2 separate regions of the Mus musculus genome follow, and region 2 is linked to region 1. Evidence: chromatin contacts called from ENCODE Hi-C or POLR2A ChIA-PET data. All regions are on one chromosome and are shown on one strand. The core of a region is the stretch at or near the end of the contact, and the rest is flanking DNA. Distances in the headings are between cores, read along the strand shown.

Region 1 (5,325 bases), core at 1,705-4,204:
CACTGCTTAAACTGTCTGGATCTCAGGATTTTTAAGTTTATTCCATATGATTAAAATATCTATAAAATCTGTAATGAAAAGCTAACTTAAAATTTTTAAGAGAAATGGTTGATAGTTTAAAAAAATCTTTACACAGATAATCTTAATTTAGAGCAGCATGCTTGTACGTAACACAGATTCAACTTCTGTTTAAAAACTAGATTTGCTATAGCAAACGATTTACACATACCTTGGACTCAATTCTTGTTTATATAAAATAGAACATACTAATAACTTATATCTAACGATTAAAGTTTATACATTCCTAAGGTCTACTCAAGGTAGCAGAAACTAACATGAAGGTATATGTATAGCATCTTTGTATTGCTTTTCTATGTTAAATTTTAGCTATTTAGATAAATTGCATCACACTAAAACTATCAAATATGCTGTAATGGTATGCTATAAAAGGATTGGGAAAATAAAGTACTCGATCTCTCTGTGAACTGTATTTATAGTTTAAAGTTTTCTTTTGATGCTAAAGGATCTTCAGTTGAATCTTCAAATTTTAATAGGAATAAAACTGTAAAATCCTAATCTTATAAAAACAAGTAACTTATTGTAAACTGGTAAAGATAACTAAGGCATTTAAGTTAATGGTCAGTCAACTTATAAATGATCAAATTCCTCAATGTGCTCAGAACTATGCTTTGCAGTCATGCTAAATACAAATATAAAATTCATCTATTGGGATAAACTTTAACCTTCTGTATATGTTGTCAATGTTAAGCCTAAAGCAAGTAACTAAAACAAAGTAAAGTTTGCTTAAAGTCAGCTATACTTAATAAATTAGATGATGGCTCTCAAACTACTCAGAGATCTGATGAATATGACATTGAAGGTATTTAATAAACAGACTTCCCCTAATAGAAATAGTAGCTTCTGGTAGCAGCAGCTAAGTCTACCTCCAAAAGAAGACAGGCAGCAACAGACTCCACCTGGAGTTTGCTTTGAGTGTAGTAACATTGAGTACTAAGTAAAAGACTATATCGTGCCTCGCCTGCCTACTGTCTGGCCCTTCCCAAACTATAGACACTACTGGGCAGACTGCTCCTCTGCCTCCTCAAGGTAGGGCAATCCCAAAAGTTTTTTCTCCACAGAAAAAAATCTCTCAGAGCTTCTGGGTCTGGTGCCTGAAAGCTGACGCTGCTCTGTGTGGCATTTAAAAACTTAGTACTGTCCTTTGAGGTGGCAGATGACTGACAAACAAAGCCATCAAGATCACCATGGAGGATCCCAGGCTGTCTGTCCAGATAGGGAGTAAGTCTGCCGTTAAAAAAAAATATCAATCCTTTGTGAATTTCATATCATACGCTACAGTCCTATTCACCTCCCTGTCCCTTCCTATCCTCTCTCCACCCTTGGAACATCCCCCTTCAAAAGAAAAACAAAAACAACAAACAACAGAAAACAAACAAACATCATGGAGGCTTTAATGTGTCACAGTGTGTGCCATTGTACACCCTTTGCAAATATTCATCACAGTGAGTCACTGGTCTGGATCGAAGCCTCCATTATCAATACCGGATCGTCACTGGGACTCCTCTCTGATATCCTCTTGCTGCCCTGTGTCATGGAGATTCTTTAGCTTTATATCTATGGGACAGCTCCTTCTTTTGTTCCATAAGTTCATAGCTGAAGTAGCTGCTGAGGTGGGCCAACTCAAAGCCCTGGATCTGGGACTGGGTGAAAGCTGAGTTGGTTAACCCCCCAGCTCTCCCATACCTACACCACCAGAGCAAGCTCTCCAACACTGGCTAGCTCACCCAATGCCACAGCTAGCAATGGGCAGGGTTGGCTTTCCTGCTCTCATGCCCTTGGGCCGGCTCCACTGAGCTACCCAATGAGGTGTCTCTGTTGTTCTTAATTAATACAGCGGCCACTTGGTTTGTACTTTTTGCTCAAATGTATTTATTTTTCTCAGATCTTTGTGATGGTAATGGTGGCAAGCCCTAGCTTCATCAGTTTGGCAACAACAGCTGACTTACCTGGCTCCTCCCACCAAGGCTGCATCTAGCTGGCCAACCCATTTCCTAAATGCTTTGCTTCCCTTAGAGCTACAAGGTCTCCTGCTGAGAAAAGCAAACTCAGAGGCAAGTTTATCTTACTGACAGGCTTCACACTGCAAAAGATAAACTCTCAAAACAGGTTCCATGAAAGACAGAAATCAAGCTACCATGCTGCTGTTATTGACTAAAAATTTACTTTTTACTGTTTCTTTTTAAAGATAGAACTTGCTTTTCCAGGGACTGCTTTTAGTATTCAAGCATCTGTGCCTCACAGAAAATGACTGAACGCTTCCAGATTTGTGGGGGAGGGGAATGTTGAAAGTCTAGGTAAGTCATGAAGGCCTGAGGAAAGGGATCTAAGGTTAAGTTAAAAGAAAAAATGAGACTTAAAGGTGATACATGATGTTAAGGCTTCAAAATGCAAAGTTTAACATTACTCACTGGGGTTCTGTTAGGTTATTAATCTACTCTAAGCAATTGTTATGATGGTCACTCGCCCCAAAAATTTAAATTTCCTTTGGTTGTTTTCTAAATATAGACTTAAAAGTACCTCTTGTGCTAAAAACATCTCTGTCCAGTCTATATATAGCCTCAAGCTCTTCTTCCTCTTTGTTCTCTTTCCTGCTGAGAAATTTCTGTCATGTTACAAAAAAAAAAAAGAAATGTTTATGCTACTATTCTGTTGATAGCGTTTCAGCCTTGTTTTGCTATGGCTCCGATCCAGACGTCTGCTGTCACTGTTTACAGACACGTATTAACTTCTTTCTCCACAATGACGATTGCAGTGCAGATCACAGACCTTTGTCCCCAGTCTGTATCTGTCCCAGCAGATTTCCAGTCAGCTGACACCATCCAGGAACCCAAAGGCAGCCCCGATGACTGCTCTGAAATGGCCTACACTTTGCCAGCCCCAAGTTATCCTGCCGAAGAAGCCCTCTACCTGGTGAGCCTGTCCAGTCCAGTGAAAGAGAACTTGCTTGCAAAGTACAGCTTCCAAGGGCCGACTCCAAGGCTATCCTCCGGTGTTCCTTGGGCCCTTAGCACCTACAATTCCTGCTCCCTAATTTCGACTCATATTCTAGCCTTCCTAGACTTTCCTACCTCTGACCATGGCCCTGCCCAGCGGAGAAGCAGTTATAGAAGGGAGGGACCTGTTGCACTTTATCATCAACAAAAGGCTGGAATGTTAGGTCTCAGGCAATCCAAGTATGCAGAAATGAGCTCAGTGGCCTATAGAAGGATTTGTGAAGGGTAGATAAAAGCCAGCATTCCTGGGGATCTTGCAAAACTGATTTTGATCTGCCAAAATAAATCATTTTCCTTAGCTCTTGCAGATGGGACATATGGCTACCTGTGGTGCCAATCAGCATATCAAAGTGCATGCTGGCCATCAGGCTTCCTCAGTATCACAAGTACATGTCTCACCTTTCCTAGTCTATGCTAGCATCCTGCCCTTCCCTCCCTCCCCTCCAGCTACTTCTCCTCCACTCTCTCCATCTCTATTCCTACACTTGCTACTCTCTATCCCCCAACTATCTCTCTCCCTATTTCTTGCTATCCTCTTGCTCTCTCAATATGCTTTGTTCTCTAACTCTTGCTTTCATCTCCTGTATACTTTCTTGCTTCCCTATCTCTGGTCATGTCCAGTCTCTTTCTCTCTGCTCTGGACTCTCCCAAATGCCTCTAGATATTTTCCATTAAAAACCTTTTCCCTAATGTAACAGTCATGTAGGCCGTCTCTTTACTGTACAGTCATGTAAGCCGTCTCTTTACTGTACTCCCTTGCGTACACTTATCACATGTAAGCATGTGAAATGTATGTTTTTCTTAGTCTGGCTGGAAGGGTGAAGTTAGTTACAACTTCAGCCTACACCTGTTGGAAGGACTGGATGGGTCCATGCACACAAACCATTTAGTGCTAGCGCCCAGCTCAGGAATACCATCAGCTTGTCAAATGAAGGGAAGGATAATCAGTGAGCAATGACGCTTTAGATGCTGCAAATGAGCTTCAAACTTTAGTATCTATGGGATTGGTCAGGAGCTTATCAAAACGAAGACCTTGCTTTTCAGAGATGTGGCTCATTACATCTAGGATGGAAGTGGCCCAAATTTATTTTTCATAGTTTACTGATCACTACAGTCTGTAAATTTTGTCGCATTGCTGTCTTCCTGAACCTATATATTGGTCCCTGGCCAATTATAGATTTTCAAGAAGAGGGGACTGGACCTATAGTCTCACTGTTTCCAGTACAAAGAAGTCAGAACTGGGGATTCTGAAATGTGTCTGGAGCCTCCCTACAGAAAATCTCAACATCAGGGGACTGGAGAGATCTCTCAGTGGTTAAGCACACTGACTAGTCTTCCAAAAATTGTGAGTTTAATTCCCAGCAACCACATGGTGGCTCACAACCATCCATAGTGGAATCTGATGCCCTTTTCTGGTGTGTATGAAGACAGTGACGGCATACTTACATAAAACTAAATAGGTCTAAAGAACAAAGCAACCCTCAACATTATAGCCACCATTGTCTTGTGCAGAATGTCCCACAGCTGCAACCTTGTTGTCTTCCTCAACAGCATCAACATGTAAGTGATGTATTACATAAAAGTGGCCTTATCTGCTCTCATCCTCACAACACCTCCATGAGGGAGGAAACTGAGGCTCGGAGTTTGTGTCTGAAGTCATGAAGCAAACAAGCAGTCCTTTAGGCTGCAATGTAGGCATTGAGAATTGCCAAGTCTGAGCACCTCCCTGAAGCTCAGCAGACAGACAGAGGAGAACCAGGGAGGAGCGGCACTCTTGGCCTGCTGGGGCAGGTAAGCTACAGGATCTGGTGTATGTGTGCCTGCGTGTGTGTGTATTGCCAGGAAATTCCTGATTATAGGTCACTGCACAAAACGGAGATTTTTTTCCTTATACGCAGATACTATAAATATAGGCTCTTAAATCACCCTGACTTCATCTCTAACCAATCAGTCCCTGCCAGTTTGCATGCTATACATGTATGCATGACTCAAAGGACCCTCGGGCAGAGGGTGGGTTAAAAACCAATCAGACAATACTAATTTTCATAAATGGGAACTCCTTGTCTTCTCTGTTGGCTGTTCAGCTAATCGTGAGTCATGAATTTCCTTTTTAGGGTAACATTTACCATAGGGCATGGCTGGTCCTAGGGTTTACGTAATATCCATTTACTGATGGGAAACATGTTCTTAAAGCATTACCTAATGATAGATTTTATCTGATAAATAGTCCTCTGGATTAAACAAAAAAAAT
Region 2 (5,211 bases), core at 2,383-4,882, 170 kb before region 1:
CCACAGTAGGCTGGGCCTCCTACATCAATTAGCAGTCAATACAGTTACATAGAGGGAGGAAGGGAAAGAGAAAGATGAGTGAGGGGGAAAAGGGAAAGAGGGAAGAAAGGAAGGAAGGAGGGAAGGAGGAAGGGCTGGAGGGATGGATGGATATGAAATACTATCACTAAATTTCCTTCTAGGGGAGGGGGTCTACCCCCTTCCTCGCTAACAACAAAAAAAACAAGGTACAAGTCCATCAACGTTCACCATGGGGAAACAATGAGTGTATTGGCTTACTTATAGAGCATGGGTAAGAGGTTAGTGACAGAAGCTTAGAGGACTCCAAAGTAGCCATACTGGAAAGTCTTCACCCTGTGTAAATAATGGCTTCCCAGTAGTCATAAAGATGGAAACCCCTTCCCCAGTTAGCACTATCTTACTCTAGCACCTCCTCTGGAACCTAAGGCCACACTCAGTTGGGGAATGATTACAAAAAAGTGGTGTTTTACTCTGATGTGGGTCCAATGACTTCCTACATGCTCTGTCTAGACAAGAGGGCACAGCTCATCTCATTAGGATGGCAGCTATTTTGCTTGAAGGATAACATCCTAAATTAAAAAAAAAAAACTTGAACACTAATACAGTTTTGGGTCTCTAGAAGGCTTGGAACAAAAATCCTCTGCAGATACAAGCAGCAAGGGAATTCTGTAATATCACCACCATGTAGAATCTAAAAGCCTCTAAGGTAAAACAGAAAATAAAATGATAGTTACCAGCAGGTGAGAGGCAGAGGTCATGTGATGTTGGTCAACAACTATATACTTTCAGTTATGAACTGAAAATCTTCTGGAGATCCAATGTAAACATGTGATAAAGTTAGCATTATATTCTTGCAATTTGTTCATAGAGCAGAATTTAAAATTATTCATCCCCAAGGAAAACGAATACTATGTCAGATGATACATGTCTATATACACATATAAAAAACATGATTTACACTGATATAACACTAGATAGATAGATAGATAGATAGATAGATAGATAGATAGATAGATAGATAGATAGATAGATAGGGTTAGTTATACCCCACTAAAGCTGGGAGAGGCAGAATAAAACATAATCTGGATAAACCTGTGGTGATAATAATGTAAAATGTTTACTGTCTGGGAAGTTAATAAATCACATTATTGGTGTATCTGTGTTATCTGTGTGACTGTTCCCAGAGAGGATTAACTAGGAGACAAGATCCATCCATGCTGGATGTGAATGGCACCATCTCATAGCAGGATGTGATCAAACAGGGACCGAGAGCCCACCAGTCTCCCTTTTGTTGAGTTTCATCTTGTGTATTGTGGAACCAATGTGTTGTAAAGAATGTTTCCCCATTAGTTTCTGATTAGTCCAATAAAAGGCTCCTTTTCTTACAACGATAATCTATACATTATAAAAACAATTATGAAACAATTATGAAAACTATCATGTAAGAATTACATTCACAATGTTCAGTCCATTTGTGTTTGGCAACAATTAGATCTAACTCTATTATCTATCCTGTCTTGGTGAGTCCAGAGTTCCATACTATTATTTTCCATCCTAACTTCTACTACAAACCTAAAAACATCTTAGACCTAAAGTCATCTCCCTGCTGTCCATGATGTGAGTTGTTCCTACCATAGTGAACTGAAATCGTGAGCCAAAATGACTTCTCCTGCCTTAAGTTATTTTCTCATGGGTTTCTCATAGCAACAGGAAGTGTAAGGAGGCTTTTAGATCAAATGGCTTTGTCGCTGGCATTCCTCACATACAGCTTCAGGCCCAGATGACTTTGCTAGTGAGTTCTACTAACCACTAGAGAGAAAATGTGTGTGTGTGTGTGTGTGTGTGTGTGTGTGTGTGTGTGTGTGCATGCGCATGCGTGCACACGCGTAAAAATACTCCCTAACTGATTCTTTAAGGCCAATATTAGTCAGAAAATATAACTCAGAAAATACAAGAAAGGAAAATTACAAATCAAAACCCATTATCATCAATGATGCTGGAATGCTTAAAATCTCAGCAAATGGAATCTAAAATATACAGTTAATTGTATGTCAGTCACTACTACATGGGGCTGCTACTAACTACCCTGGCTGAGAACACCTCTCTGCCTGCGATCATCTCAAGAGTTAAATGATCTCTATGGCACAATCCAGACAAAGAACTATGTCAGACTCCCCTTCTGGCTGGGAGTTTAAAGACGGGGCTTTCCCCAACCTGGTGTTGTTGTTGTTGTTGTTGTTGTTGTTGTCGTCGTCGTCCTTAAAAAGGCTAATAATTGGCTGTAGTTTTTAGATAAAGGTTATAGAAAAAGAACTAAATTCCAGAAGACAAAGCCCAGCAAAATTCATGAGAGCCTGGATAAGAACCTGGCACCCTTCCCAGAAACACAGTGCTCCACCAACTGGGTTATTCCCTCCTCCTTACTTGCAAACTTTGACTTCCTAATCCTAAGCCACCCCCCCCCCTCAAAAAAAATCATCCATAGGCCCTCCTCATCCCCTATTTTCCACCCCAGACCCCATCAGTCAGGAGCAGTCCTCTGGGGCTCTTATTCATACAGCCAGGGCAGAAGCCTTTAAGTCAAGACCAAGCATGACAGCTGCATTAGAAGGAGACTCCAGAAGACAGACTAGCAGCACCCCCAGCTAGCAACAGAAAAGAGAAACATCAGGACTCACATAGCTCACAGTAAAGACGGGAAACCCTTTAAAAAGGACAAGAAAATGAAACAAAAGACAAATCTACAAATCCAGCCACAAACTCAGACTTTAATTCTTCCTTATGGATTTGCTCCCTAAAAGCACAATCCAATGGGACCTTTTGAATTGACACACACACACTTGATCAAAAAAGAGTCAAACTTGGCCACAGTTTGCCCTTTAACTAGGAGAAGAAATTCGAGCTAAAATGTAAGCAGTGCTCCAGTGAATGGACCAGTGACAGAGGAGTTCCCCCACAGTGTGTGTCTCCATCCTGAAATGGTCATGAAGTTCATAAACATGGAAAGATCCCCCTATACCCTTCCTGGCCTGCAGCCCTGTAACAAGACAGATGGCATTATCCCATTTAAACTGAAGTACGCACCAAACACTATCTCCAGATGCTCAGCTTCTATAGCCTTAAACAGCACCAGCCTTGAAACGCTTTTACATTGCCAAACTTGAAATCAACGACTTAAAATGTTTAGAGAATTGTCCCCAAATTGGGGTGCGGGGCGGGGGTGCATTGCAAAATTCTCTTTTCTGGGAGAAAGAAAAAACACTTTATTTAATTAACTGTACACTACTCAGAGAGATAGGGCCTTAGGCCCCAGACATCTGTAGGGCAGTCATTGGGATGCAGTAAAGGCCTCTCCCTTGGGCAAGACACCTCACCCAGAATACACAAGAAACTGAAAGGCCAACCAGTGGCCTGGCTGTGAGACCCAAAGGTGAAGGAGGGAAACATTTAGCAGGCTAGAGAAGCTTTTGGGGGGAGCTGGCTAAGAGCCTGCGTGCCTGCAAGAACCCCTGGGAGGGTCACTTACTTGTCCAATATGAAATCACATTCTAGCTAGCAGGCCAGCAGGCCACCATGCACAGCCGCACCGCACCCAGCAGGGCGGTCCAAACAAGCTGTGACTCCGCCCGCTTCAGTCCAGCCCCTCCAGCAACCCTTGTAAGGAGCAACCTGATTGGTCCTTTGAAACGGGCACCGTGAATGGCCAGTACTTGTGAGCCCTGCTCCTCCCCACTGTACTGTAAGTCTTGGGTTTGCATTTCAAAATCCTTTCGCTGCCTGGATTTTAAAGATGCCCAGGCAACAGAGACGGCTCAATCTAAGCAATCCCCTCTGAGCGCCAGCTAACCTAGCCAACCTACAGTATGTGGTGGATATTTCCTGTTAAATCGCCCTCGGCTGAGCACCAGGATTGCTATGGGCTTCAATTCCTTGAACCCTTTATACCTGGTGCTTTTCAGGAACTCTCACACTTTATGCTGTGGTCGAGGCTTTGAGGTAGAGACGACACCGTAAATCTAAAAGATAGATGACCCCTGCCTTTGAGAAGTTGACATACCAGTAAGCTACATGGACTCTCGGTACCCTCATCGCTAGATACTGAGAGTCCAAAACCGGTTTGGCTTTTTTTTTTTCTTTTTTTTCTTTTTTCTTTTCCTGGGGACTATTCCAAGGTTGCGAAAACCAACCCTTCTCGATAACAGAGACTTCCTTAGTCAGACCTAGTGTGTTTATTATGTTAAGACTAGTATCCACATGACCTGAGAGTAAACGAGTGATCGATCTCTCTCCGTCATCCAGGTAAGAACTCGGTGAGGCTGAGGCCACAGGATTAGTCCTGCACTCTCCTGGAGGTCTTGGTTTGGATTTATTTTCCTCTACACAAGCAGTGTTCAACCTTCTTTGGTGACCTATATCAGATATTTACATTATGATTCATAACAATAGCAAAAGTAGATATGTGAAGTAACAAAAAATATAATTTTATGGTTGGGTCACAACAACCTGAGGAACTATTATAAAGGGTCTCAGCATCCGGACAGTTAAGAACCTAACTGTTAAGATCTACACTATGATTGCATTTCCAGCTATTCAAAAAATTGTCTGCACAGTCTCAGATCTGTTACTTAGTCATGTGGACCAAGCATACAACGGGAATTATAATATTAAGACCTGGTTGTCTTTCTTTCCGGAGCACTATGAAGAACAAATTAAGTACCAGACATGTATATGTTTTGCAAAAGTTTGGATGCTTAATACACATGCTACATTGGCTCAGCTCTTCCTTAATGTATCCCAGAAATGCAACGCGCCTGTTGCCTCACAGTCTATGGCTTGGGTGGGAACCTGAAAGGTCTCCTCGTTGCTAAACATAAACTAGTGTGTTGGCCTTTGTGGATAGCTGTTTCTCGTCTTTGCTGTATTTGAGTTTTTATTTGAGTCCTCTTAAATAGCATATGACCAGTAGCAAAAATAGTGTTGTGGCTGGGCCTCCAGCAGCCATTTTAAACAATAAAAGGACCTTGGGATAAAAGGCACACAGAGGAAAGAAACACGGTGAAAGAAAGTGAGTCCCTAATGCTGTGTACACCAGACCAGGCTGAGTCCAAAAGACCCCACAGCTCAACTAGCACTAGAAATCAGGTGACTGACCTCTACTACAGAACCATCTGAAACTACATCACAGAAATG

What was found. Hi-C counts contacts between places; a loop is a spot of excess contacts on that map. ChIA-PET counts read pairs that join two places held with the same protein, here RNA polymerase II (POLR2A).
Region 2: a map of heart shows a loop between it and region 1 (2.0-fold over the local background). The contact joins the promoter of Fggy here to the enhancer-like site in region 1. A Hi-C loop is called at or near these places in 1 of 37 maps with a recorded cell type or tissue (heart). POLR2A ChIA-PET finds 5 or more read pairs at or near these places in 1 of 5 experiments (Patski).

The regions. Positions count from the first base shown.
Region 1 is chr4:95,383,245-95,388,569 of GRCm38, reverse strand. No RefSeq gene overlaps it. Among named protein-coding and RNA genes, the nearest start is that of Gm12707, 100 kb to the left of the region's middle. Within about 2 kb of position 2,954, at least 1 of the 3 ENCODE cell types and tissues checked has a DNase peak (open chromatin) inside an H3K27ac peak, as active enhancers do; it is heart, where a contact is called at or near this core.
Region 2 is chr4:95,555,928-95,561,138 of GRCm38, reverse strand. It overlaps Fggy (FGGY carbohydrate kinase domain containing), which reads right to left and starts at 3,632. Exons shown (of 16, transcript NM_001113412.1): 1 at 3,548-3,632. It overlaps Gm40206 (a long non-coding RNA gene), which reads left to right and starts at 3,773. Exons shown (of 2, transcript XR_867942.1): 1 at 3,773-4,320.